Linked DNA regions of Homo sapiens: region 2 is linked to region 1. Evidence: read pairs that join two places in POLR2A ChIA-PET (ENCODE). Cell type or tissue: MCF 10A. All regions are shown on one strand. Region 1 overlaps ZBTB16 (zinc finger and BTB domain containing 16). Region 2 overlaps ZBTB16 (zinc finger and BTB domain containing 16).

Region 1 (2,500 bases):
ATCCCTGGATCCTCAGACAGCGTAAATCACGCCCTCTGCCCAGGGACTGCAGCCAGTGAAGCACCCATTCCTGGTCTTGTCCACGGGCTTTACCACTGACACATGGACCAAGAAAAAAAATCAGATCCAATTCCAGAGGGAGGAAGGATGCAACACCCAGGACAGTCAGACAGACATAATGCTCACTGTCAAACTAGCACAGACCTCACAGGAGGCCCACAGCCTCTGCTCACCTCTGTGTAGCACTGCCTTTCCCGGGTGGTGACTGTGAACGAGCCCATGGGACCCAGGAGGGCTACACCTGTATCTTTTCTCTCTCCTACCTCCAACTTCCACTACAGTGACTGACACAAAGGAGGCTCTGAATAAGCCTGTGAATAAATTGATGCCCTTATAGACATAAGATACTTCTCTGGCATCCAGATGTTCTTAGGACTGCAATGACCCACCCCAACATGCACACCTTTCCCCTAAGGCCCAGCTTTAGAAGTGTCTTCCCTCTGTCTTGCCCCAACAGAAAGCAGAGTTTCAAGAAACTGGATAACATCATTCTATAAATGTAGGGTGGTCATAGTCATCTGCAGCTCTTCATACACATGCTCTCATTTTGCCATTACTGTGATTCTGTGAGGTGGGCTAGGCCCATGTTATCACCCCTGGGAAGACCAAGGTCCCAGTAACAACCGGTCACAGGCCCAACCTACAGCAGTGCTCCCATCCCAACTCCCAACCCCCAACCCGGGGCCTCTCCCACCAGACCCCTAGCTCAGTCACGAGCCAGCACGGGAGCTGGTAAGATGCAGGGAACCGGGTGCGCTAGCAGGGAGCCGAGCACTGGGGAGAGGCTCCAAGCTGCCGCCCACCCACACTCCTGTTGTCAGGCCCATACATGCTATTGCCGGATCCAGGATCTGGCCTCCACCTCCGCCCCAGTCTCTGCGCCATCCCTGCAACGTCCCCAGGGGCCTTGGCCCTCAGGACAGGGCAGGCGTGGCAGCCAGAAGCCGGATCTGTGGGCGGTGGGGCAGGCAGAAGGGAAAACAAGGCCCTCTATCTCCATCAAAATGTTGATGTGTTAAGACCATAGTAAAAGGCTGGAGAGCTGGTACTGACAACAGATAAAACTGCAGGTGGGGAGAGGGAGTATTACACACTCAAGCTGGCAGTATCTAGATGGTAGCAAAACCGAGCCACCCACCCTTCCAAGTCCCAGAATGAGAACCCAGCAGTGTGTCAAGACCATGTGGTGGACCCAGGTGAGCCTCCCTAGAGCCACAGTCAATGGGCTCCCACAGCATGAGGACCAGCATATGGTATCCACTGTGTACGGCCTTCTGATAGGGATCACACAAAGTTCTCTCAGCAGAGCTCTTTCTCAATCACATTGTTTTGTTTGCATGCTTTCCCTTTCCCCACTTGCCAAAGACAAATGATTTCTCAATCACAAACATACACACACACACACACCCTTATCTATGACACTGTAGGGGTACCACCCCCCCATGTTCTCTTGCTCCTTGCCATGCTGATCCACCCAAATTGAGAAATATTAACAGTACAGAACATTTTAACTGAACATTCTTAACTCTAAATAGATTTCACAATGTTGGGCACTGGGACATGTCCTAATAGCATTTTGGACAAAGTATCTTTTAAACTACATACCTAGGGGTATGTGAGTGCATGCAAACACACACGATGGTGGAGTATTCCTGTCACTTGCCCGGGCATGATAGATACTTGCTGTTCTAAGAGATGTTCTTCTATAGAGTGGCAAAGGCTCTATTCATAAGGGGTTTGGCAGGTGAACTCGCACACAGTCATGGCAAAATCTGGTGGATGGCAACATAAGGGTTTCAGTTTATTTTCATCCTTTTCTTCACCAGGGGTTTGTTAGCTCCTGGAGTGCCCACTTCTGAAGGGTGGCTGTCAAGAGGAATAGGAGGACGAACACCCATTTGGATTTATTTTCCAAAGGGACACTAGAGTGACCGGTCTTCAGATTTGGGAGCCACCACCAGGCTAAACTCCCCTCTGGGGCTCCCATCTCTTCTCCATGAGGGTTCCAAATCAAATCCCTCACCATGATAAACACTCTTGGTTTGGGTAACACCACTGCCTTTTCTCTAGGTATGAATGGATTTGCTTGGCAGTTGGTGGAAGTGGCTTATCGTGGCCAACTGGATTGGCTTGGTGTGAAAGATGACAGGCACTTGCCCTTTTACTACAGAGGTGGCAGGGTACAAAGAAGAATGCCCAGCCAGCAGCCAGAAGACCTGCATCCTCCCACCTGACTCGGCCATTAACCTTGGACAAGTCATGCTATCACAATCTCTCTGTGTTTGATCACCTATAAAGTGATGAAGATCACATCAAATATTTTGAATAGAGACAAAATTTTATCATTCAAAAGTCTTACCCATATCCTTTTACCTAGCCTACCAGGTGGTCCTCTAAGGGGCACTATTATTCTCCCTGAGCCACGTCCCACTTCTTACGG
Region 2 (2,500 bases), 73 kb after region 1:
AAGGCATCCGTGGAACCAGCGAGGGGCCCTGGAACGGCGTTTCCAAGGCCGGCCCGCTCCTCCGTTGAGGTTAGCAGTTACCCAGGGGCCAGGAGCCACTCGGGCAAACAGCCCATGCCCCTCGTTACACAACGTTGGGGCCCTTATCTCCCCATGCCACTGTCGGTTTGCAGACATTGCGTAGTGCTACGACCACAGCCGAGACTGGCCCGCGGGAGATAGCGTCGCTGTTCACTATCAGGGAGGCAAGAGGGGAGACTGGGTTTCTATTAAAAGAGAGTTAGAGAGACGGGTAACAGTCCGGCAGACCAGCTTCAGAGTGTCACTTCCTTTGATCCTGACAGCTGAAGACCCCCTCTCCCCAGGCCCCTCTCCCAGCTTCCCCGCCCACCGAGAGGTGGCAAGGGTCCATTTCATGTCCTCTCATCAAATCTTGGTAGAGTGCCAGGTACAAGATACAGGGGAGAGGTCTCCTTAGGAGCTGATGATCACGCACTAAACTCCTTTTCAGACAGGCTCGTGAAGGCAGGGAAGGAGCAGGGGGCAGTCAGACACATGCCTAGTGGATGTCACATCAGTATGGAGCACTCCAGTCACGTCACTCTCCTTTTCAAATGCCTTCCAAGGCTCCAACTCTCCCGGGATAAAGTCCAAAAAGAAACAGCAGTTAAAACAAACAGCAGTTATATTTATTGAGCAACTACACTGTTACAGGCACTGTGCAGAGTGTGTTAAGTACACTACCCCAAATCCTCAGGCTATCCCACACAATAACTGCACTGTAGGAATGAAGAAGCTACAGTTCATGGTGTGTGTTGCTGTTGTTGTTGTTGTTGTGTTGAAATAGAGATAGGGTCTCACTTTGTTGCCCAGGCTGGAGTGCAGTGGCGTGATCATAGCTCACCACAGCCTTGAACTTATAAGTTCAAGCCATCCTCCCTCTTCAGCCACCCGAGAAGCTGGGATTATGGGCATGCACAGCTGCATTTTTAATTTTTTTTTTTTTTTTGTAAAGATCGTCTCGCTATATTGCCCAAGCCAGTCTCAAACTTCTGGCCTCACGCAATCCTCCTGCCTTGGCCTCCCAAAGCACTGGGATGACAGGTGTGAGCCACTGCACCCAGCCAGTTCACAGTCCTTGATGGCCAACATCACACAGTTTGCAAGTGGCAGCATGAAAATCTGAACCCGGGTCTGCTCAACTTCAAACTCATTTTCTCTCCATTCTTCATGCTGCCTTCTCTAATCTCTCTCCACGCATTTATAGCACCACAGTCTGACCCCAGCCTACCATTCCAGCATGAATCACCCTCATTCCTGCCAAAGAAAGTTACTCCTTGTTTTCTCCCCTGGCCCTGACCACAATTTTCCTTCTTTCTGTCCCCGTCTTCAAAACCTACTTATCCTTTAATATCCTACTCATGTGCTACTTCATCCAGGCTCCCAACATGTATCAAAATCACCCTTACACAGTTACGGACAGGACTGCTAGCTAAGTAAGGATCTTTCTTCCCCATTAGGAAAGCCCCAGGAGGGTAGACGTCTTGTCTATCTTGCTCATCACAGTATTCCCAGGGCCTACCCAGGTGCCCAGCAGACAGTAAGTGCTCAACAAGGTTTTAAAATTTAAAATGAATCACTCCAGACAGAAGTCATTTCAACTCTGAATATATATATCATAGTCTTTCCATTTCCTATTCTCTGTCATAGATATCAACATACATATTTTAACTCAAAGTATAAGCTCTTCAAGGAAAAGTCCCATGTCTTAGCAATCTTTGGGTCTCAAAACCCCCAACATAGGGCATTGTCTGTAAATCCTAAGGAGTTGATGTACATTAGTCTGCTCAGGCTCAGCAGCAGAGAGGTTAATGAGTGTCCCAGGAGGCAAGTCACCATGCCAGAAACCCCCCAGCATCCCTCACAGACAAAGATCTGAAACTGCTCTCAAGTCAGATTCTAGTCTTGCCTACCCCTTGGTAGAAGCAGAGAACAGACCTGGGCAGTCACAGGCAGGCTTGTGAAGGAAGAATTAAAGTGGGCTGGGAGTGAGGGTCCTGGTTTTGCCTCTAGCTTGCTGTGTGACCTAGGGAAAATCACAGAACCTCTCTGGACCTCCACTTACTCCTCCCAAATGAGCATGCTGCAATAAATGATTCCAAGGGCCCTTCAGCTCTGACTGTGATTCTTGGACACATTGAGAGCCCACGCCTGCAAAGCAGGTGGAGAGTGCCTTCCTCAACAGGTGGCAAGAGGAGGAATGGAGACAGGGACACTTAGACAACCTCTCTGTGCTATTCCTCAACCTTCCGAAAATAAACAAACCTTAGCTAGTGAATAAGCCAGTCCCTCTCGTTAGCCAGAACAACAAGCATGATATGAATATGGATCTGAAGTAAATAGAAGGGAGAAAGCAGATACTGAAATGGATTTTCAATAAATAACTTCCCTCTAGTTAAACCTGAATTTTTTCCCACATATGTATGCTTTCACAGATCCA

What was found. Peaks named below come from ENCODE experiments on the same cell type or tissue, not always from the same donor. Only the 100,000 strongest peaks of a DNase experiment are listed, where the experiment ranks them.
Region 2: POLR2A ChIA-PET joins it to region 1 with 13 read pairs; 6 of 35 experiments call an interaction of 5 or more read pairs at or near these places.

Annotation. Positions count from the first base shown.
Region 1 is chr11:114,153,699-114,156,198 of GRCh38, reverse strand. The region is part of intron 2 of ZBTB16 (zinc finger and BTB domain containing 16); the gene reads right to left. Among named protein-coding and RNA genes, the nearest start is that of ZBTB16, 95 kb to the right of the region's middle. In MCF 10A, no CTCF peak of the experiment used is centred here; a DNase peak (open chromatin) is centred at 1,468.
Region 2 is chr11:114,080,626-114,083,125 of GRCh38, reverse strand. The region is part of intron 2 of ZBTB16 (zinc finger and BTB domain containing 16); the gene reads right to left. Among named protein-coding and RNA genes, the nearest start is that of ZBTB16, 22 kb to the right of the region's middle. In MCF 10A, no CTCF peak of the experiment used is centred here; DNase peaks (open chromatin) are centred at 645 and 1,315.